Regions from separate parts of the Homo sapiens genome. Here all the other regions are linked to region 1. The links are chromatin loops, found by intact Hi-C in ENCODE. Cell type or tissue: heart right ventricle. All regions are shown on one strand. Each heading gives the region's core, and the rest is flanking DNA. Links, peaks and the distances in the headings are about the cores only.

Region 1 (7,682 bases), core at 2,269-4,768:
GTGGGGAAGACGCAGACCCTTCCTCCCTCAGAGGGCTTCAGGTGTGAGCCCGACAAGCCCTCCCCTCCATACACACAAGCAAGCATGCACACACACATGCACGTGCACACACACACAGGACCCTCTCTGCTGGTCCACAGAGAACAGCTTCCCTGAAGCTGCCAGGTGTGGCTCCAGGGCCCTGGGTGGATGCTATCAGTTGGGGAGGACCCGATGAGCACTCCCAAGCCCCACAGCCGGGAAGCAGACTCCAGGAGGGCTCCAGCCCAAGGCTTTGAACCCAGACCAGGACTGGAACCCTTCTCCTCCCCCTGGCACTGGCCCTGCAGCAGGAACACCTGGGGCTCCGCCCACTCCCCCAGGCCTTCCTCAGGCCTCCCCGCTGCCAGCCAAGGAGGGTGCAGGTTGTATCTGGGGCTGCTCTGGGGTGGTGGTCCAGGGTTAGGGGTTGGATGGGGGCCCCCATTCACTCAGAATGCACCCTCCCACCATCTCTCCCCCAGCCAGACATGAATGTGTTTTACTCCAATGCTCAAAACCTGTTCTTTTGAAGAAAATCAACAGACAATGATGAAGCGGCAAACGGGGGTCCCCCACTTCTGAGTCCACACTCAGTTCCCATGGCTGCACCAGCCCCTCCAGCTGCCCTGCCAAGCCCCCCAGCCAGGAGGGTCCTACAGCGCAGCCCACGCCAGCACGAGGCCCTCAAGCCCAGGGCTTCAGCAGCTGCTGGGTCCCTTGGGCACCAGGCAGTGGGCACTGCTCGTTGGAAACCCCGGATGAAAACACTCAGTAGCAGAAGAAAAAGTCGAATCCGAGCTGATGGGACTGTAAGGAAGCGCCCTAGGAGGTGGGCTGGGCACAGCGGCACGGGGCATGGCTGTCATGAAATAAGCACGTGGGTCTCATCCACCGAGGGCCCATCACTGCAGGTGTGGTGAGCACAGAGCACGCAGAGGGTCCCGAAAGCCTCTAAAACCTTTAATAACGAGGCGTGGATGCTCTCCACGTGGAAAAGGATTTCTCTACCCCGTAGGGCCAAGCTCGAGTGCTAGGCAGTGGAAGGTGTTCTCGGTGGATGCCCCGGCCACCCGACCAGCCAGCCCAGGGCCTGTCCGCAGGGTCGCCCTTACCGCAGCTCCGGGGGGTGCAGGGCGCCACAGAATCTGCCCCTCCGACCGACGGCGTCTCCTCCAGTCCCAGGGAGCCCCAGATAGGGTGCAGCGTGGCTGGGCCCGCATATGAGCTGGAAGACACAGGCACACGTGTGGCAGGGCCAGGCCCGTGGAGGAGACAGGAGGCAGGGAGATCCGGGGGACAGCCCCTCATTGAGCAGGAACCTGGGCTCCCGTGGCCTGGAGCAGCTCTCAGACCCCCAACAGTGTGCCCAGGGTGGGACCCAAGGGCCAAAAGCCTGGCGGGGGAAGGGCCTGAGGCCTGGGAGCCAGGAGGCAGGGGTGAGCGGGAGGCAGGGGTGAGTGGGTGGGGCCTGAGCATGCGTCCCAGCGTGGTGGCGTGGGCTGAGGTGAAGCCACCAGCCCACATCTGGGAAGCGTTGGCGCCAAGCCTGGCTGCTCGGAGCTCTGCACTCGGACCCCAGGGGGAACAGGGGTGTGCACGGTCAGCTTCCGTGGCCACCGTTGGTCCCCAGGGCCAAGATCAGAGTCTTCCCAGCCAGCGTGGTCATCGGGACCATCTCTACCATCTACTAAGGGCACTGCCCACCAGGCCCAGAGCGGAACGGGGTCACGCATCAGCTGTGACCCTCACCCCACTGCTCAAGGCTGGCACTGGAGACTGCAGGGCAACCTATCTGGGGAGCACCCGGGCTGTGACCATGGAGGCAGGTACAACTGGACCCACACACCTGCCCCCACTCAAGCTGGCCAGCACGCAAGGCTGACAGAGCCAGGAGCCAGGTGTGGCCACTGACCTTTCTCCCAGAGGTGGCCAAGTGGTGAGGGAGAGCTACCAGGCACGGGGAGGCAGTGCTACTGGGATGAGGGGTCTTTGGGGTGCACAGAGAGACGGGTTTGTGGGCGGAGCATGTGCTGAGCCTGCATCCGGGGCATGTGGGCGGGGCATGTGCTGAGCCTGCATCTGTGAGCACGGCTCACCTCACTTCGCATTTCTTATCAGGGCCCCCATCTGTGCTTCCTGGTACACAGTGACCCAGAACCCACTGGAGTGGCTGAAGATGCTGCCCACACCTGTGGCCCAGGGGTTGTTAGGCAGGGGGTAGACACGCCCTCCCTCAGCAGCCCGCAGGGCCCACAGGTGTTTGTCTCACACCTGCTGTGGGCAGGAGCTGTGCAGGGTCTGGTCATGGTGGTGACCCACCTCCCAACCCCCGCCCGCATTCCTGGTGCTGCAGGGGAGCTGGACGTGTGCCCAGGCCGTGAGGGGCTGCATGGCACCTGGGAGCACAGGCCTGGAGAAGTGTTCTGGAACCCGGGCTGGGTGGCTAGAAGCCCCAGTGCCTCCACCACTGAGTGCTGGGCTCCCATGGGACAGAGGGGACAGACTCACCCCAACTCAGAAATCAGTCTGAGGCCGGGCACAGTGGCTCACGCCTGTAATCCCAGCACTTTGGGAGGCTGAGGTGGGCAGATCACAAGGTCAGGAGTTCGAGACCAGCCTGGCCAATATGGTGAAACCCCGTCTCTACTAAAAATACAAAAATTAGCTGGGCGTGGTGGCGGGTGCCTGTAATCCCAGCTGCTGGGGAGGCTGAGGCGGGAGAATCGCTTGAACTTGGGAGGCGGAGGTTGCAGCAAGCTGAGATCAAGCCATTGCACTCCAGCCTCGGCGACAGAGCAAGACTCCATCTCAAAAATAAAAACAAAACAAAACAAAAAAGAAACCAGTCTGAGAGGCGGCCGGGATCTGGGGCACCCGAGAGGCTCAGCGTGGGAAACGCACCAGATGGCAGCAGGTGGAACCAGCAGAGGCTGTGTGCGCCAGCCCTGAAGCTCCAGCCCCTCAAGTGGTGAGTGGCAACGGACAGGCCAGGCCCCTTTCCTGGCTGCCCGAGCAGCGGCGGAAGCCTTGGCAGGGCCCAGCGAGCCTCTGAGCCTCTCCCTAATCCCTGCTCTCCACCAGCCCGGGTCCCTCCGGGCCACGGTTCATGAATATGATTCCGCCTCCTGCTGTCTCTCTGCCGCCTCGGCAGGGCTGTGGGGGTGGAGGGCACAGTCCAGTGCCCAGCCCTGATGGGAATGTCTGGGTGCCATTGCCACAGGGAGCCCTGGCCGCACCTCTGCCCCTCTGGCTGCACCCAGGCTGTGCCAGGAACGCTGAGACCTCAGCCTGGGTCTGGCCCTGGGGACAGATCTAGCTGGTCCCCCGGGAGCCCGGGGCACTGAAATTAACCTTTTCAAAAATTCTCACTGCCTCCGCCTCTGCCTCCCACCCCTTCTCAAGGGCTGGGCAGAAGTCGTCCTGGGCATTGCAGGCGACAGAGGCGAGGTCTGGCCCGATGCTGCCCTCTTCTGGTCACAATGGCTCAGTTCCATGGGCCGGACTGGGCCTGGGCAGCAGGTGGGGTTGGGAGTGAGATGGGGCACAACCCAAAGGCCCTGGCGCAGGCACCAAGCCCGCCATCCCCTGAGGGCAAAGGGGGCTTCAGGAGAGGAAGCTGGTGGGGTTTCCTAGGAAGGATGGGCAGGGGAGACCTCGGGCCAGGAAATGTCCCAGCAGGAGGAGAGGGGAGGGGAGGGGCAGGGAAAGGAGGGAAGGCTGGGCTTCGGGAGAGGGCGCCTCCTTCCCCCACATGTGGACTCTGGGCAACAGCCCCTCTGCTGCAGTGCCCACTGCCACCCTAGGGCTACACGTGGTGTCTGCCCTCATGCCCTCGGCCACCCAGCAGAAGACAGCTTGGTGGAGGTGGGTGGCATGACCCAGGCCCTGATGTCTGGGGAGCCCACGTCTAGGTGTCCCTGGTGGACCTGGCCACGCATTGAGGGTGCACAGAGCTTTCCCGAGAGACCGCCGCCGGCCTGGCCTCCTGCTTGCCCCGCCCGTGGTGCTGAGTTTTCGAGCCCGGGTTCCGGGGCTGCCTGGGAAGCAGCTGCTCAGGTCAGGCCGGGGTCCCTCATCCAGGGTGCTTCCGTCAAGGACAGAGGGGTGAGAGTGGCCGGGAGTGGCCCAAGAACGCCTGGCAGTATGCGGTGTGCAGGGAGCCGCGGGGACCAGGAGGGCACTGCTGGCCAGGAGGCCCTGGACAGGGATCCCGGCCCACACCAGCAAGAGCGAGAGGCCGGCTGGGCAGGTGGTGGGCTCGGAGGAAGATTTTTGGTGGGGGGCAGGTGTGGAGGGGGTTTTTTCAGGAGAGGAGATCCAAACGTGTTCACAAATCCCCAGGAGGGACTCAAGGCCACAGCTGCTGCTGAGGCTTAGGTGCTCGGGAGGGAGCGGCCGCCTCGTGCACTGCAACCTCTGTCACGAGCATCTAACTCAGTTTCCACCTGCAAAGCCCCCATGGACCAAGCCTGCTGGGCTCCGCTTCAGCCTGGGGCTCACTGGGGCTGCAGGCGCTGGGGTAGGGCAGATGCTCCCCCAGGGGGAGGGAGTTGGGCTGAGAGGGGCCTGGGGGCGCGGGACAGGCACAGTGTCCCCGGGAAGGGGCTTCAGATGTACCTGTGTGACATGGCCCCAGAGGAGGCTGCAGCCCGTGCTGGGGATGGGAGCCAGGTGTGTGAGGCTCCATGGACAGGCAGCCCTGAGAGCTCAGGTGGGGTCGCCGGGCCCGGATGGCAAGGACCACCCGAGTCACTGTCCCTGCACTCAGTCTGGAGCAGCAGGCAAGAGGGAGCTGCACCAGTGGCGTCCCCGAGGCCCGCAGCCAGTTCAGGGGGCATTCGTGGGGGGAGTGTCTGACGCGGGGCTTCCCTGCCCCGGCCAGCGTCCGAGCCAGCACCACCTGCTCCGGGTCCCTGGCCGCAGCCTCTGGACCAGCATGACGGGGACACATGGGGGTGAAGTGAGAGGCAGCCCGTGAGCGTGGGCGGGCAGGTGGGCAGGTGGGCAGGTGGGCAGGTGGGCAGGCGGGCAGGTGGGCAGGTGGGCAGGTGGGCAGGTGGGCAGGTGGTCTTACCTCCCCGCAGAGGGGCTGAGGGCCTGGAAGGGGGCCACGCCTCTCTGCAGCCTTTTGTCTGGTTTCACGTCCACGTGTCCCTCCTCTGGAAAACCTTGGAGAAGAGGGCACCTGGCTTCACTCCCTGGTCAGCCGGGAGCACGGGACGGGGGACCCAAGCCATCACAGCAGGAGAGGAGCCTGAGACACACCTGACAGGGGTGGGGGTGTGGCAGCCTCCCTGGCCCTCAGGCCTCTCTGCTGGAGGAAGGGCAGGGAGGCAGCAGGGAAGGAGCCACTGGAGCGGCCTCACCCTTCTGGCCAGAGAACAAGACAGGAGCAATAGCTGCTGCGGGTGCCATGTGCCACACAGGAGAGCTCACACATCCCACAAGGATGAGCCCACACACACCACATGCCACGTGGGAAAGCCCACGTACACTATGCTGCTCAGACCCCCTGGACTGTTGTCCTCCTAGCCCCCTTTCCAGAAAGGAAACCAAGGCTCAGAGAGAAAATGGGGTCCCCATTCCTCCCAGCCCACAGGACCCCCTGGCCACCCAGCGGTCACCGTGTCCCGGGTGCCGGCCTACCTCGGGGCTTGCTCTCGCAGTGGGCCCTCGGGCTCACACTCTGCTGTTGCTCCCAGCTGGGGCCCCACGACAGTGTCTCGCCGTCCAGGAAGTAGGTCGGGGGCAGAAGGGGCTGGGGCTGCATGCTCACCCACTCCCCAGGTGCCCCTCTGCCCCAGTTGGGCCCCAAGGCTCCAGGGCAGGCTGGGGTGGCAAGCGTGGGGGTGGCGAGCGTGGGGGCGGCAGGTAGGCTGTGGGGGCACGAGCGCAGCAGGCCCACAGCTGGGTCCCTGACGGTGTCCAGCGCTTCGGCACCCTGCAGCTTGGCGGTGAGGCTATCGACCCGCTGCTTGAGGACTTTGGCTGTGGTCTCTAGCGCCTGCAGCTGCGCCTGCTTATGCCGGAGGTGCAGGGAGCTGGAAGTGCCCAGGTGCTCAGCCTCCTTTGGGTCCAGGTAGATGCACATCCCCCGGGGTAGGTAGCGGGTGGTCAGGTCCTGGAGCTCCAGGGATCCCAGAGAGGGTGAAGCTGACAGCAGCACGGGGGCATCCCGGCCATCTTGGGGGCCCCCCATCCCTGGGGGATCTAGGGTCTCAGCATGGTTCCAGGCTCTGTTCAAACACAGGCAGAAGCTGCAGGAAGAGAGACGTGGACAGATCAGCTCAGGCTCGGTCGCCCCAGCAGGGCACGGAAAGCACGCGTGTTTTGCAGGTGTGAGCGTCACAGCAGCGTCTGTGACGGACCCAGTGTCTGTCCGCAGGGACCAGGGAAGCGGTGACGGTATCCACACAACAGACCACACAGCTGCCGCAAAGAACAGGGCCAGGCGTGAGCGAGGGGGCAGAGGAACTGGATCCCGGGCACTGCCGGTGGGGTGTAAAACCGTCCTGCTGTGGCCAGAGGCAGTTTGGTCAAACATAGAACAACCACGGGTCTGGCAAGTCTGCCTCTGGCCACGCACCCAGAAGAGCTGAAGTCAGAGTCTCAAAGACATCACCCATGTTCACAGCAGCCTTATTCACAACAGCCAAAAGGTGGAAACCACCCAGTGTCCATCGAGGGACGAACGGAGAAGCAAAATGAGGTCCACCGACACGGCGGAATAGTATTCAGCCCTGAAATGGAAGGACATTCCGACGCAGGCTACAACATCACCCTTGGTAGAATAAGTCAGCCAGCCACAAAATGAAACTGGCCCGATGGTCCCCTGGAACTCACGTTCATGGTTTCTTTTGAATAAACATAGAAATGAGCCTGGCCGGTCTTAACATGTGAGAAAGTTTCATTTGTCTTACCTGAGTTCCTTTCTCAGGAAACCTACCATCAGGCCTCCCACATAGAATCAAGGAGCTGAAACGCACCAGATCACCGCAACTGGACAATGAGACGCCAGAGTCCTCGTTCATCACGCTTGCTTCCTTACCCTTCCCTAGTTCCCGTTTCCTGCACGGAGCTGCATTCCTTCCCTGATACGCAAGACCCCAACTTTAGTCAGTCAGGGAGTTGGATTTGAGACTGAGCCCCCACCTCCTCGGCTGCGGCACCCAATTAAAGCCTCTTCCCTGGCAATACTCATTGTCTCCGCGATTGGCCTTCTGTGTGGCAAGCAGCAAGACTGAGACCAAACCCCTGGTGTTTCAGTAACAAAAAGGACAAGCATGGCGTGTTCCTGCTCACGTGAGGGTCCTGGGACAGGCAAATCCATAGAGACAGGAAGTAGAATGGTGGCTGCCAAGGGCTGGGGAGGAGATGGAGAGTTAGTGTTTCATGGGGACAGAGTGTCAGTTTGGGAAGATGAAGAGTTCTGGAGAAAATAGAGATAGGGTCTCACTATGTTGTCCAGGCCGGTCTCAAACTCCTGGCCTCAAGCAATCCTCCCACCTCAGCCTCCCAAAGTGCTGGGATTACAGGTGGGAGCCACCATGCCCAGCTATAATTTTTTAGGTGGGGAAAAAAAAGGACAAGGACATGATGAAGTGAGATGAGGCCCTGCAGCTGCCCGAGACGACGAGTCCCAGCTACTCGGGAGGCTGTCA
Region 2 (7,682 bases), core at 2,255-4,754, 140 kb before region 1:
GAATAGAATAGAATGGAATAATGGTTGAGCTTTGCGAAAACACTCTGGTGGTTCTTCAGACTCTGAAGCACAGTTACCATGTGACCAAGCAATCCAATTCCTGGGTTCAAACCCAAAAAAATGAAAGCAGGCACCTGCAAGAACTTGCACAGGAATGTCCACAGCAGCGTTACTCACAAAAGCCAAAATGTGGAAACAGCCCCAAGGCCCATGGATGGGTGAGTGGATAAACAATAGATCTATTGAGGGAACTGTGATGTGGGCCTAAAAAAAAAAGGAATGAGTGGCGTGATCTCGGCTCACTGCAGCCTCGAACTCCTGGGCTTATGTGTCCCTCCCACCTCAGCCTCAAGTAGCTGAGACTACAGGTGCACACCACCATGCCCAGCTTATTTATTATTTATTTATTTTTTGAGACAGAGTCTCACTCTGTCACCCAGACGGGAATGCAGTGGCACGAACTCAGCTGACTGTACCCTCCGCCTCCCAGCTTCAAGTGATTCTCGTGCCTCAGCCTCCCGAGTAGCTGGGATTACAGGTGTGCACCACCAGGCCCGGCTAATTTTTGTATTTTTTAGTAGAGGCGGGGTTTAACCATGTTGGCCAGGCTGGTCTCGAACTCCTGGCCTCAAGTCATCCACCTGCCCCGACCTCCCAAAGTGCTGGAATTACAGGGTGAGCCATTGTGGCCAGCCTAATTTATTTATTTTTGTAGAGACCGGGTCTCACTGTGTTGCCCAGGCTAGTCTCAAACTCCTGGGCTCAAGCGATCCTCTGGCCTCGGCCTCCCAAAGCGTTGGCATTACAGGCATGAGCCACTGCACCCAGCCAAATGTTCGAACAGATATCTGGGAACCCAGCAGCCAAGTCAAGTTGACACATGAAATTAACCATCACTCCATCCTCACGATTCTGAACCGCACGCCTCAGTGGCATTAAGTGCATTCACGTTGCTGTGCAAACAACATCTTCCTCCATCGACACAGCTTTCCCTCTTTCCAAACTGAAGCTCTGTTCCCACCCCCTCCCCCCGCCCCTGGCGTACACGCCTCTGCTGTCTGTCTCCAGGGCCTCTCGGAGGAGGAATCAGGCAGGCCTTGCCTTTTCATGGCTGGCTGCTTTCCCTGAGCACAACATCCTCCAGGCACGTCCCCATCGTAGCTCGTGCCAGAATTTCCTGGGGTTTCTTTCTGAAGTGAAGAAAATGTTCCAAAATTGACTGTGTTGATAGTTGCACACATCCGTGAGTATACAGAAAGCCATTGAATCATACGCTCTAACTGGATAAATTGGATGCGATGTGAGTTCTATCTCAATAAAGCTATTATTTAAAATATAGAGGTCAGCTGGGTGCAGTGGCTCACACCTGTAATCCCAGCACTTTGGGAGGCCGAGGTGGGCTGATCACCTGAGGTCAGGAGTTTGAGACCAGTCTAGCCAACATGGCGAAACCCTGTCTTTACTAAAAATACAAAAACTAACTGGGCGTGTTGGTGCATGCTTGTAGTCCCAGCTACTCGGGAGGCTGAGGCAGGAGAATTGATTGAACCTGGGTGGCGGAGGTTGCAGTGAGCCGAGATTGCGCACTCTAGCCTGGGCAACAGAGGGGGACTCCGTCTCAAAAAGCAATAAAAATGAATAAAAATTCAAAATAAATAAATAAAATATAGAGGCTAAGTGCAGGCCGCCTGCCCCGTCATTCCCTATCTTGTGAGGGGCTGAGCGCTAGAGACCAGAAGCTGTGGATTTTCCAGCCAGGCCCTATTGGCTGAGGCACACGTGTGGCTCCCCCAAGACAAGAAGCTTCTGGAAACTCATGGCGCCCAGCACCGAGCCAGCGAGCCAGCTTCCTTCCCTGCTAAGCCCATCCCACCCCGGCAGAGCTCCCTTGTCTCTGCCCACCCCAACCCGGAGGCTGCTCACCCTCAGCTCCTGCCCAGCTCTGGCCTCCTGGCAGCATAGCGAGCTTTCTAGAGCATTCTGGAGCTTTCCAAGGCAGCAACTGCAGTCCCAGCCATTCTCCAAAGCTTAATTCTGCTCTCACCTAGTCCCAGCTGTGACCAGTGCCCGCCTCAAGAAGCCTACAGCCCAGGGCCCGCCCTCCCTGCAGACCGGACAGCAACGCCACCTCTGGGAGACTCGTGGGGACGGGGCCCAGGGCAGGCTCACAGTGGGAGGCTGGCAGCACCTACCCGGGGCAGGGCCTCCTCCTGCCACTACCACGTCAGGCATCACTGAGAAGGAGGCAAGGCCTAGAGCAGTCGGCACCCTCTGCAGAGCTGGCACATCCAGGGAGCTTAGGGTCCCTGCATGCTTCTGGGGTTCAAAGGGCAGAGGGTGTGAGGGGCAGCAGGGAGGCTTGAGACCCTCTGGACTTCGAGATCACCATTTCTGCCCCAAAGCCGATGCCTCCACCAGCACTGGCCCCTGCAGTCCTCGCAGCTCCCCTCGAGCTCAGGAGAAGCCCGCAGGACCCCACTCTCCCTCCCAGGGCTCCCTCTCCACCTCCTGGGGCTCCCTCCCTCCCCAACCTCCCCACACTCCCCAGGCTCCCACACTTGCCAGGCCCTTCCCCCAGCCTAACCCTGGCTCACCATTTACTCAGCCTATTTAGCATCGTAATGCAGACTGGTTGTGCTGGGTCCTACAGGTATTGATTTTGCTCTATTTTACTGGTTTTAACTTAATGACTAGAAACCCCAAACAAATAAAATTTCCTTTAAAAACTCAGAGAGATCAATGCTCATGGGCCAGAATCCCTATTCTACGAGCCGAAGGGACAGTCCCCTGGGTTCTCCGCATCATCGCTCATGGCCAGAGGCTCCCCGGGGGCTCGGGAAGGATCCCTGGGTGGGGGTGGGGGCAAGCATACCCCACCTGCTCAGGGCGGCCGCGTCCCTCCTAAAGCGAGACCCCCACCCTCTGGCTGGTGAGGCTGTTTAAAAGCCTGTCTCCAGGTTGTAAAACTGGAAAAATTTAAAACTTATGATTCATCTGTTTCCATGTGTCCCAGGCGGCCTCTGAGGTTGGCCGGGCTCTGAGGCAAGGAGGGGTCCCGACCCTGGGCATGGATGCAGATGTGGAGGACCTCTCGGAGCACGCAGGTGCTGAGGCCCCCAGCCCAAGCCGCCAGGACGGTCCCCATTCCTGGCTGGTGGGCTGGGCCACAGGTCAGTCCGTGCCCCATGGCCTGGGGGACACTCCTCCCGTGCCCTCCTGCGGGCTGCCCAGGGCGGCTGCCTTTGCGATCCCCAAGGTCTCCCAGAGGTCCTGGGGTGGCAGGGGCCCCAGTTTATCCAGTGGAAGGGGAAACTGAGGCAAGGTCCTGGACAGGGAGTCCTGGCTCTGCCTCTTCCCGTGAGACCTGGAACAAGTCTCCCGCCCTCCTAGGGTTCCAGGCTTGTGGTTGTGAAACCAGGGGGCGCTCAAGGGACACTCAAGGCTCTCAGTTCTCCCCATCCAAGTCCTCCAAGTCAACAGGACCCCCAGGAGTGGGGGAGAGGAGGAGCAGAGCTGGCCGGGGGCCGGGGTGGGGAGTGGAGGCCTCGCCCTCCCTTGACCTCCCGGATCTGCCCCTGTGCTTCCGGGAGGGTGAGGAACCAGCAAGAACCCCCACCCCCTGCACCGAGGTCCCCAGGCCAGGCCTGCAGCCTCCCTGGAGGGAGCCCTTTATTGCCCCTCCCCAGAGGCCCAACCCAAGCTCCTCACCCTGATGGCATTCATCCAAGAAGCCAGGATGAGGGTTCCCATCCCCACTGCTCACACTTGGGAAGGTTTTAAAACCAGCTGGGACCAGTTACAGGGACAGCAGGACTTCTGTGCCCACTGGGGCCAGCCCAGCTACCTCCAGGGGGTCTGGGTTGACCTTGGCCTGGGAAGCCTGTGCATGCCGGGGAGGGGGCACTGGGCTTTTCGCCTGCTCCCTCAGCCCAGTCTCTGGATTGCACTGGCCCCCAGCAGCTGGAATCCCTGCTCCCCGGAGGCCCACCCATTTCTGCAGCCCAGCCCCCCACCTCACCCCTCTCCCTGCTAGCATTTAGGCAGCTCCAGGGACACCCTGGTCACCCCATCCTGACTTGGGCAGGATCATAGAGCATATGATTTAATCTTCTTGTGCCTCAGTTTCCCCCTAGGTGCACTGGGTCCATGCCTCTGGGCTGGCAGAATTTGACTGCTGGGACACTTAGGCCCCTGGAGGAGTCAGGAACAGCCCCCTGGCCGGCTCTGCAGTGCACACGTGGTCAGGCCCTGAGGTGGTATCTCCTGCAGGTCTGGAGAGAGGCTGGCAGGTGGGTGGAGAGGCTGTTGAGAAGGGCACTGCCAGGGTCCAGGGCAGAGTCTCCACGTCCTACCCACCCACATGGGCTCCCTGGCTGTGCGCTCTGCAGAGGGTGACACGTCCAAGGAATGGGGAACGCAAGACTTCCCTCTGCTGGGTCACGGCTCCATCTCCAAGTCTGGGCCAGCAGCCGGAGGGCTGGATGCTATTTGCAAATTAGTGTTTCACCATTAGACTTTCGGCTGTGGGAGGTGGTGACAAAGACCTTGGCCCCCCACACTTAGCTCTTGGGAACGGCTCTGCCTGGGTTCCCCCGAAGCACAAGCACATGTCACCCGCCACCCACTCCGGGCCCTGTGGGTCCAGCTCTGCAGCCCAGCCCACCACTTACAAACACAGTAGGTCAGGCAAGAGGCTTCTGCTCCCAGGTCTTGATTTTCTCATCCACACAACGGGCCTGAGCTCTACTGTGGAGGCCAGGACAATGGCAAGGACTGGAGGAGGTAAAATCCCGGGACCTCCAGTCCAGTGCCGCCCCACGTCCTGGGGATGCTGTGTGGATCGAGCATTACAAAAGCATTTTGTAAGAAGGTGTTTGGGGGACTCCAGCCCCACTGGACAGATGGGAATACTGAGGCCCCAGAAGGCACCTGTGGGAAAGATGCAGGCTCCAGTCCTGGTTGCGACACAGACGCGTGCCTCTCGGATCCTCTCTGCCCGCCATTTCCCCAGGGGTCAGCGTTCTCAGGAATGCTCAGGGCCTGGCGGCCCACCTGCTCAGAAGGCCCAGGCAGCTCTGCCAAGGCCAAGGGCAGCAGAGACCCTCCAGCAGGCCAATGTGCCCAAGAGTCCTCGTCCTCCAAAGCCCAGTAGCTTAAGCACGATTGAGGGATTCTGCAGCTGTGTTTCTGTAAGGAGGAAATCATTGACTCTGGTTGGGGGCAGGGCATTTGGGGGGCATACCTGGAAGGGGCACCATCACAGGAGCTGGGAGGCTGGCACCTGGACGGGTCCCATGGGACCCACTGAAGAGTGACCTACATGTGTGAGTGGCCCATGGCTGGGACTTGGAGAGGGGCAGGGAAAGCAGGGGTGCCGTTCCAGGCTCCCAGACAGCGTCTGCTCCGGGCAGAAATTGTTTATGCGTCACCCACCCAAGGCTCCCGGGGCTGGAGGGGCAAACCCACCCACTCCTCTCTCCCCTCCTCCCCTTCCTCGTCCTCCACGCAGTGGGGGCTGCCTGGCTTTGGGATCCTCTTCCATTTCCTCTCTGCAGACATCACTCCTGGACCCAGTCCCCAATCCCTGGAAGGTTCCGGAGCCTGAGATGCTCTCCCCCCAACTCAGCCCATAGGTGAGACCTTGGCCTCCCTCACCTGCTAGGAAGCCCCTTGCTCGGGCTGCCTGCCCTTGGGGCCTCCAGGCAGAGCTGGACTGAATCTACTTGAGGGAGTAGCACCATCCAGATGGGCCCCCAGTGGGCCGGGGAAGGGCAGGAGACCTGCACCTTGCCAGCTGCCCTGGCTTCCCGGCACCCTGGGGGCTGGTGGAGCCCTGTTATCACTATGTCGGGGAGCAGAGCCCTGGGGTCAGGATGTGGGTGGCAGGAGGGCTTGGGGAACTTGGCTGTGGACATCTGGCCACCTGATTTGGAGCTGGGCAGCACTGGGCAAGTTCTTCCCTACCCCTGGCCTCAGTGTTCTCAGCTGTAAAATGGAATAAGGACAGGTTGTGAGGCTTAAACAGTATAAAGTGAGGGAAAAGGCTTAGCTCATTCAGTCCTGAGAGTAGCCACCCCGAGGAGGCCTGAGGGAGCGCCTCATAGACGATGCCTGTCTCCACACTCAGGTGGTTCTAAGAAAGAAAAGTCATCGGAGGACCCGTCCGGCTGCCACTCCAGCCCCAGCAGCCACCCCTGGTCACCAGGCCCGCACCTCCGACCCCCTCCTCACTCAGGCCTTAGAAGGAAAGAGCTGCTGCTTCTACAACGAGGATGCAAGACCTGGGCGGGACCCCCGGCATTCCGGCTTCGCCGTCCTTCTTTCCACCTCCAAGGGCAGAGCCACAAAAGGAACTTTCTGAGCAGAGCCCAAAGAGGTCCCTGAGGTCCCTGGAGCCTCCAATGGGCCCCCAGAGTCAGGGCAGAGGTGGCAGGTAAGGAAGTGTGGACATGTGTGTGGTGTGTGCACAGTGTGAATGTGCTTGTGTGTGTGCATCTGTGCATGTGTGTGTGTGTGATGTGCAAACGTGCACAAGTGCATGGGTGAGTGGTATGTGCGCACACGTGCACGTGCACACGCATGTAAGCATGTATATGCACGACCTGCTGTGTGCAAACCCGTGTGTGCTGTGTGGTGAGTGCACATGCCTGTGCAAGCAAATGTGCACGCATGTGGTACAGTGTTTAAGCATGCACATGTGATATGTGGGTGCACAAATGCATACGTACATGTGTGATATGTGCAATGTGTGTGTGCATGGCCGTGTGTATGAGTCCACGCACGCCATGGGAGAAAGGAGCCCAGGCTGGCTCCAGGACCCGCAGAGCCCCCCTTGCTGATGAAGTTCCCAGGCCCAGGCCACCCCCGTGTGGAGGAGGCACCGGCCACGGAGTCGTGAGTGGGCAGAGCTCCTCTCCCAGAGCCTGGCCAGGGCGGGCCCCACTTCCACCCAGCTGGTGCGTGCCCCTGCCTCTCAAAGCTGGTTTAATCTGATTGCTGCTGACCGGGTGAGAAGCTCCCTACCTGCCAGATGTTCTCCAGGATTCAATTGTTAATATCTTTCATCAATTATTGAAGGGGAGGGCTCCCTCTTTTCTTAAAAAAAGCAGCAGCACCGGCGCACAGGAGTGGCTCAGGTTACCCGGTCTGCAGGTGCCAACTTGGCTGCGAGGAGGGCAGGGAGGAGCTGAGCCCCAGGCCTCTCAGTGAGCTGGGTCAGCACCCCTGGAACAGCTGCCCGGGAAGGAGGGTCCCTTAGCTGGATGGAAGCTCCTCTACTGCAGCCCCTCCCTGCCTGGACCTACAGGGACTCTGATCTCTTGATCCTCACAACAGCCCCCCAGGGTGCCTGGCGGAGGGGATGGCACAGGGGGCTGTGCCTGCTCACAGGCTGCGCTCCCTGGGGCCGCATGTCTTGGGGCAACACAGTTAAGGGCTTGTGGTCTTCCAGGCTGGCTCCTCTGTGCCTGGCATCCAGCCCCTAACTGTCCACTGGGACTGGCTGGTAGCTGGGCCGTGAGAGCTGACCTCCACCCCATTCCCTCCATGGGGAGCGAGCGTTGAGCTGCCACGCACCCATGGCGGGGCCAGGAGGGAAAGCCCAGGGGCCTTGGGACACAGACACGGCAGCTGCAGCGGTGTGTCCACTCAGAGATGCTGTGTGGCCCACGTGGGTCCCCGGT
Region 3 (7,682 bases), core at 3,325-5,824, 110 kb before region 1:
GCACAGTGATCCCTGAGAGATGGGAAGCGAGTGAGACTCTGTCTGACAAAACAAAACAAAAATACCTGAACAAGACCTGGAAGATATTTTGCCTGTTGTAGAATTCTGTGTTGACGGTTATTTTTTTTCAGTGCTTGAAAGATGTTGCCCAACCATCACTGAGCTTGCATTGTTTTTGACATGAAGTCAGCTGTCCTTTGTTTCTCTGTGGATAATGAGTCTTTTTCTTCTGGCTGCCTTTATTTAGTTGTTTGTTTGTTTGTTTGTTTTGAGATGGAGTCTCACTCTGTCACCAGGCTGGAGTGCAGTGGCACTATCTTGGCTCACTGCAACCTCTGTCTCCTGGGTTCAAGTGATTCTCCTGCCTCAGCCTCCCGAGTAGCTGGGACTACAGGCATGCACCACCAGGCCCAGCTAATTTTTGTATTTTTAATAGAGATGGGGTTTCACCATGTTGACCAGGATGGTCTTGATCTCTTGACCTCGTGATCTGCCCACCTCAATCTCCCAAAGTGCTGGGATTACAGCACTGAGCCTGAGCCGTCGCACCCGGCCCTTTATTTAGTTTTTTAAAAATATAATGTTTGTTTGTTTATTTTTAGAGAAAAGGTCTTGCTCTGTCACCCAGATGGGAGTGCAGTGATGCAATCATAGCTTACTGCAGCCTCAAACTCCTGAGTTCAAGCAATCCTCCTGCCTCAGCATTCCAAGTAGCTAGGACTATAGGCATGTGCCACCATGCCTGGCCAATTTTTTAAACATTTTTTTGTAGAGACAGGGTCTTGCCCAGGATGGTCTTGAACTCCTGGCCCCAGCGATCCTCCTGACAAGGCCTCCCAAAGTGCCGGAATTACAGGCATAAGCCACTGCACCTGGCCACATTGGAGAAGTTTTTGGCCACTATTTCTTCATATTTTTGGGCTCCTCCTTCTCTCTTCTCTCCTTCAAGGACTCCAACTACAGGTTTATTTGGCCACTTGAGGCTGTGCTGCATTTTTATGGTCTTTTTCTCTCTTGCTATGTCCTCAAAGTCACTCACCTTTTCTTCCTTCATGTCTACTCTGTTGTTAATTGTACCCAGTGTATGTTTAAGAATTTGACTGAAGTCAGGGCCGGGCACGGTGGCTCACGCCTGTAATCCCAGCCATTTGGGAGGCCGAGACAGGCGGATCACGAGGTCAAGAGATCAAGACCATCCTGGCCAACATGGTGAAACCCTGTCTCTACCAAAAATACAAAAATTAGTTGGGTGTGGTGGCGGGCGCCTGTAGTCCCAGCTACTCGGGAGGCCGAGACAGGAGAATCGCTTGAACCCAGGAGGCAGAGGTTGCAGTGAGCCAAGATTGCACCCCTGCACTTCAGCCTGGGCGACAGAGCAAGACTCTGTCTCAAAAAACAAACAAACAAAAAAAAAACAAAAAAAGAATTTGATTGAAGTCTTCCATGTCTGTCTTTAACATGCTCCATCTTCCCTCTGCCTTCTTGAACCTACGGAACGTGGCTATATGAACAGCTTAATGTCCCTGATGAACCCGCTCATCTGTGCCATTCTGAGTAATTGTATTGGTTGATCTCAGGATGGGTTCTTTTTCTCCTGCTGCTTTCCAGGCCTGATCATTTTTGTTTGGATGCCAGACATTGCGAATTGTATCTTTTTTTTTTTTTTTTTTTTTTGAGACTGAGTCTCGCTCTGTCGCCCAGGCTGGAGTGCAGTGGCACAGTTTCGGCTCACTGCAACCTCCGCCTCCCGGGTTTGAGCCATTCTCCTGCCTCAGCCTCCTGAGTAGCTGGGATTACAGGTGCCCACCACCACGCCCAGCTAATTTTTTGTATTTTTAGTAGAGACGGAGTTTCACCGTGTTAGCCAGGATGGTCTCCATCTTCTGACCTTGTGATCCACCCACCTTGGCCTCCCAAAGTGCTGGGATTACAGATGTGAGCCACCGCGCCCGGCAGTGAATTGTATCTTGTTGTGTGCTGGATACTTTTGTATTCCTATAAATATTTTTTTTTTTTTTTGAGATAGAGTCTCACTCTGTCGCCCAGGCTGGAGTGCAGTGGTGCGATCTCGGCTCACTGCAAGCTCCACCTCCCGGGTTCACGCCATTCTCCTGCCTCAGCCTCCTGAGTAGCTGGGACTACAGGTGCCCGCCACCACGCCTGGCTAATTTTTTTTGTATTTTTAGTAGAGACGGGGTTTCACCGTGTTAGCCAGGATGGTCTTGATCTCCTGACCTCGTGATCCACCCGCCTCGGCCTCCCAAAGTGCCGGGATTACAGGCGTGAGCCACCGCGCCCGGCCGTATTCCTGTAAATATTCTTGAGCTTTGTTTCACCCATTGTTAAATTACTGGAAAGGGTTTGATCCTTCGGAGGCTCGACCTTGAGTGTTGTTATCATGTTAGACTAGAGCACCTTCTGTTCAGGGCTAATTTTGCCCCTGTCCTAAAACAATACCCTGCAGGGTACTCCACCCGATACCCCATGTGTTATGGGGTCTTTTCACTGTGGCTGATGGCGGCATGAACTACTCTCAGCCCCATATAGTTACAAGGACTGCTCCCTCTGCGACTCCCCTGTGGTCCTTTCCCAGCCTCGGGTGGTGTCCTCACATGCATGGGCTGGTCAGTCCTCGGCTGCTGAGCGGAGGGGACCCCCCTGCCGGTCTCTGGAGCTCTCCCTCTCTCTGTACAACTCTCTCCTTTCACCCAGCTCTCTCCCCTCCGGCTCTTTGTCCTGGTCTCCCCAACTTTTCAACTTTGTTTTGTCAACTTGCAGGAATGGGGACTCTCTTTGGGTTTCCCCTTCCTACCTTGAGGCCTGGCAGTGAGCTGGAGCCACTGTAGGGCTGCCTCCCTCGCTTCCCATCTCTCAGGGATCACTGTACTATGCCGCCTGGCTTTCGGTGTCAGAAAACCGTGTATTCTGTACATCTTAGCACGAGAGCAAATGCAGCCCCTGTTATTTCATCATGATTGGAAGCAACAGTCCCTTAAGGGTTTAATAACTATTTCTTGATGAATGAATGAATGATGCTCCCAGGATGCCTTCACGCAAAAGGCTTTTCTCGCCCTCAGACTGATGACAATTGCCTTAGCACCATGAGGGTCGGGCAGCTTGTCCTCTCTGCCTCCTTCTGCAGTGTCTGAGCCACGTAGGCCAGATGGCTGGCGTGAATTGACCCCAGAAGTGCAACTGGAAGGTCGGCAGGTCTCAACACTTTGAAGGCCCTTGTCCCATGTGACCCTGCTGCTTTCTGGCTCTCGTGGAACAGCCCTCATGTCCAGCTGGACTCCTGTGGCCAAGGAGGGGGCAAGGAGAGGAGGGGACGCTGGCAGTGACCAGCCCTTGCTGGTCTCCACCTCAATGAAGCCCAGGAAGAGGGGCTGGAAGCTCTCCCCTCCACGTCCTCTTCTGTCCAACGAGGACACCCAGGTGGCCAGTCAGCCCTAGACCTGGTGCTCAGAAGGGGCCCTTCTCCCCGAGGCTCCATCAGCTTACTGGGCTACAGCCCACACGGGACTGATGGCACGTCCCAGCCCTATGTTCAGCCCCTGAAAGCCTGCGGGGAGGGTCCAGAAGTCTGAGCTGGTGGAGCCCCTGCATGAGGGGCCTGGGGGGCTGTCTGCAGGAGGGCATCAAAGTGACAAGCTGCAGGCTCCACTGCAAAGAAATTCTGGAAATCTGGGCATTTCTGGGCCGTTTTCCCCGCATGTGCAGGGACTCTTGCGGAAGTTATGGAGGAGTGCTCTGTCCTCGGGGGAGCATCCCAGCCCTGCTGTCTGGGCACTGACACCCTAGATGGGGCCTCACTGGACTTTGACCTCACAGAGGGGGAGGCCCTGAAGCTCGGCCCAGTGCATTTAAGGTGCCTTGCAGGCTCACAGCCTTGTGCCAGGTTGGGAGAGGAGGGGACAAACAATAGTGAAAGAGAAGAGAGGTCAGGGTGCCCAGTGTGCACAGCCAGGCAGAGGGGGCTCTCCCGAAAGGTCAAACAGAGAGGGGAGGCTGAGGACGGGGAGAGGACCAGATTCCTCCACCTTGCTTCCCCCAGCCCCTGCCACGGCGTCAGAGCAATGGCCCTTCATAGAGAGACCTCAGAGTGCCCCCACCCCTGTCACTGGGAGAAGGGCTGGGTGAGACGGGGAGGACAGGGCCATGGGGCCTGATGGAGAGGGAAGGGGCTTTCAGGGATCCGGCACTGTGGCCAGAGCATTGAAAGGTTCCAAGGGCGCTGTGCCCCTTCCACCCGCCCTCCCTCCTGGGCAAGCCCGGGCCCCCGGGTGGGCGCCTCGGCTGTTTGGGATGATGGATCGTGGCGTCTGCCCTGATGCAGCAGATGTGGGCTGCACTTGGCCTCAATCGCTCCCCAGGGGCCCCGATCGATGGCGGCCTGTGCGCGGCCCCAGCAGCCTGTGATGAATGGCTGGAGATTGATTTTCACTTAATTGACAATTTGGTGAACCTGTTTGCAAAATCCCAGGTTGGGCCCAGACAGTCTCGAGGTTATAGTTGGTCGAGTTGATGCTGCTTGGGCCAGAGTGGCAGCCAGGGGGCAGTAGAGGCCGCCCAGCGATGGGGGACCCGGCTGTGCCCGGGCTGAGCTCCCCTCTGTAGACCCAGCAGGGGCAGGGGTGCCAACCCAGATCGGGAACCCCCAGAGAGGTGGGCCCCAGCACTGGTGGTCACTAGGGCAGGTTGGCATCCCGGGCAGGGGTTTGATCCTGGCTGGGCCCCCCTGCTGTGTCACCAGGGCACTGCCTCTGACCCTCCCTGACCCTCCGTTTCCTCTTCTGTGAAGTGGAGCCCACCTGGCGCAGCCCAGTCCCCCCATCGCTGGGGGCCTGTGCTGCCCCCTGGCTGGCACCTGGGCTCAGGCATACCCTACAGCCCCATCTCATTGCAGAGGCTGCCCGCCCACCCTCTGGTCAGCCACAGAGGACCCCACACTGGCCCCAGGGCAGCTCCCCTCCCACCTGGTGGCCCCATGCTGACATGGCCCTGGGACCCCTGCAGATCCTGTGGATGCCCCTTTCTGCCCCATCCATCTTCCCCACGGGCCTGGGTGACACAGCCAATCAGATGAGGTCACTCCCTGCCTAGCCCCTTCTACTTAGGTCCCCACCGAGCCTCAGACCCTGTCCTCTCCCGCCAGCTCCCACCCATCCCCCTGTGTTCTGGGCGCCTCTGTCTCCTCCATGTGGCAGCCTCCTTCCCACTCCTGGGCACGACGGCTCCTGCCAGCCTCAGGGCCTTAGCACTTGCTGTGTTCTGTGGCTGCAAGGCCTCTTCAGTGACCCACACAGGGGTGGTTCCAGTGAGGCATCAAAGCTTCCGTTTAAATGTCCCCCACCCAGGGGAGGCCCTCCCTGGCCCACGTCTCTGCCCCAGACAGGCCCTCTCTCGTCTCTTCCCACCTCCTTTTCTTCAGAGCCCTCATAACCAGGTCAAAGTCTCTTCCTGGTATGTGGCTTGTTTGCCCGCCTGTCTGCTGGTCTGTCAGCCCTGTAACCCAGGGGCACTGCCTGTGTGGTCACCTGGCTCTCCTGGCCATGGCCAACCCAGCCCTGTGTCTGCTCAGCCGGCACCCAGGAAGCGCTCTCAGCACCTGGGCCAAGCCCTGCAGATGCTGTTCCCAGGGTGACATGGAAACACCCTGGAGCTCACCTTGCCACCTGCCCCTGAACTCATTAGCAGGGCCAGACTTGGGAACTGTAATAGGACCCTCGGGTAATCCCCTCCGGGGGCCGCCCCAGACAAAAGCCCAAATTAAGTCAGCAGAATCGCAGGGGAGAGGCCAAGGGGCTGGAATTTACCCACTAAGAGCAAACAAAGAATCTCCCGTCTCAGAGGCAGAGGCTGCTTGAGGTCTAATTTCCATTCCATGCAATTTGACACCACCCAGGAGCCCCTTGGACTGGCCTGCCTCCCTGGTCAACGAGAAAGCTCCCAGCCCATGGATTGGCACCCAAGGTTCTTGGCAGAGCCTCACCATGGCTGCAACAGGGCCCATGGGCCCCACCCCTGCCCTGGGACAGAGCCACAGCTGGGCAGAGGGTGGTCCCTTCCCGTTGTGAGGGGTGCTCAGGGGACCTCTGGAATCTGCCTCCCAGTCTGAGCTTCAGAGGCTGTTCTGAGGAGGCTGGCAGTGGTCTCGGAGGAGATGTTGGACACTCCAGGGGCTCCCACTGTGCTGGGTGTGAGAGACAGGGTGAGAGGGAGAAGCACAGCCTTTGACATCAAGGCCCTTGGCGTGGCCTTGGTCCTGACTCCCCTGTTGCTGTGTGAGCAGTTCTAGCAAGTGGCATCACCCCAAGAGGCTCAGTTTACTCATCTGTAAATGGGGCTGGTGTCCCAGGGAACAGATCGTTATAAGAATCCGCTAAGATGTCTGGGGTCCCTGCTTCTCTTGGGGCTCTGTGGTCGTTGATAACAGTGTCTGATGAGGGAGCCCCATGTATAAGCCTGAGGGTGTGCGAGTCGGGGATGGGACCCTCGCATATACGCTGGCACTGTGGGGAGGGAGGCCATTGAGGGCTGGCACTGTGGGGAGGGAGGCCATTGAGGTGTCGGCCTGGCCTTGCTCCATAGTGACCAGGTAGCCTCTGAACTTGCAAAGAGTGTGTGGGTCAGGGCAGGGGTGGAAGTCCTTCTTTCTGGTGTGCCGCAGCCCTGGTGAGGTCGACGCGCTGTGGCTGAGCAGGTTTTTCACTCCACTGCTCACACCCAGCGCCTGACGCACCCCAGGAGGTGCAGGTGAGCGGCCAGCGTGGCCTGTCAGGCCATGGGCTGGGGCAGACACAGGCACTGCCTCCAGCCCCCTCGGATAACAGGAGAGGCGGCCGTGAACCCTGCTGGGTTCATTACTGAAGACCGAGATCATCCATTCCTCCCATCTGTGGTTTCCTGAGGCCTGGACAGCTCAAAGAGCCCGAAACTCACCTGGAGCAGGTGCTACTCTGCAGCCGGGCACAGGTGCACCTGGTGGACACTTAGAGACATCCCTCTGAGGACAAAATGCTTCCCTTTGGAGAGCAGGAAATGCAGCTGTCAGTTCGCCCCTGGAGTCCTCCAGGTTCTTGGCCCACCTGGCTGTCAGGAGGAATTGCTCTGAATTCCAGAGTTTTACAGGCTTCCTTGGAGACAGCAATTGCTCTGAATTCCACAGTCTTAGAGCCTTCCCTGGAGGCCCATGCAGGAGGCCCATAGAGTAGAGCTGAGGCCCATGTGACAGTGGCAACAGTGCTGCGGCCCACTTTCCACCGAGGGAGGACACGTGAGACCCTGGAGGCTCTGGGGAGTGGGCTTCACCCCAGCTCACTGTCAGCCCAGGAGCAGCAGACCCAGGATGCAGTGGGCTGGATGTGCCCCCAGAAAAGGTGTGTTCAAGTCCTAGCCCCTCTGCATCCTGGGAGTTGACCACATCTGGGAAAGGTCTTTGAAGAGGTGATTAAGATAAACATTTTGAGATGAGATCCTCCTGGATTAGAGTAAAACCTAAATCTAATGGCAGGTGCCCTTCGAAAGGCAGAGGGACACAGAAGGAAGGGGCCATGTGAAGACAGAGGTACAGACGGAGCAATGCGGCCACAAGCGAAGGAATGCCGGGGGCATCAGAAGCTGGAAGAGGCAGGAAGGATCCCCCCTGGAGCCTCGGAGGGAGCCTCAAAGGGGTCCCTGTG

What was found. Hi-C counts contacts between places; a loop is a spot of excess contacts. Peaks named below come from ENCODE experiments on the same cell type or tissue, not always from the same donor. Only the 100,000 strongest peaks of a DNase experiment are listed, where the experiment ranks them.
Region 2: it touches region 1 in a loop (5-fold over the local background); 77 of 110 quality-filtered maps call a loop at or near these places.
Region 3: it touches region 1 in a loop (13-fold over the local background); 62 of 110 quality-filtered maps call a loop at or near these places.

What each region holds. Positions count from the first base shown.
Region 1 is chr9:136,280,418-136,288,099 of GRCh38, forward strand. It overlaps CCDC187 (coiled-coil domain containing 187), which reads right to left. Exons shown (of 26, transcript NM_001378188.1): 8 at 5,668-6,278; 9 at 5,096-5,189; 10 at 1,134-1,246. It overlaps LOC124902308 (a long non-coding RNA gene), which reads left to right and starts at 2,826. Exons shown (of 2, transcript XR_007061862.1): 1 at 2,826-2,989; 2 at 6,407-6,903. RefSeq lists a silencer at 3,364-3,423. In heart right ventricle, for the core only: CTCF peaks have their summits at 3,487 (motif pointing left) and 3,686; DNase peaks (open chromatin) are centred at 3,034, 3,269 and 3,484; H3K4me3 peaks cover 681 bases; H3K27ac peaks cover 683 bases; H3K27me3 peaks cover 1,249 bases.
Region 2 is chr9:136,140,053-136,147,734 of GRCh38, forward strand. No RefSeq gene overlaps it. Among named protein-coding and RNA genes, the nearest start is that of TMEM250, 25 kb to the left of the region's middle. RefSeq lists a silencer at 5,153-5,465 and an enhancer at 6,748-7,679. In heart right ventricle, for the core only: a CTCF peak has its summit at 3,394; no DNase peak of the experiment used is centred there; H3K27me3 peaks cover 1,826 bases.
Region 3 is chr9:136,165,906-136,173,587 of GRCh38, forward strand. No RefSeq gene overlaps it. Among named protein-coding and RNA genes, the nearest start is that of LHX3, 35 kb to the right of the region's middle. RefSeq lists enhancers at 3,190-3,841, 3,842-4,492. In heart right ventricle, for the core only: a CTCF peak has its summit at 4,556 (motif pointing right); no DNase peak of the experiment used is centred there; H3K27me3 peaks cover 2,029 bases.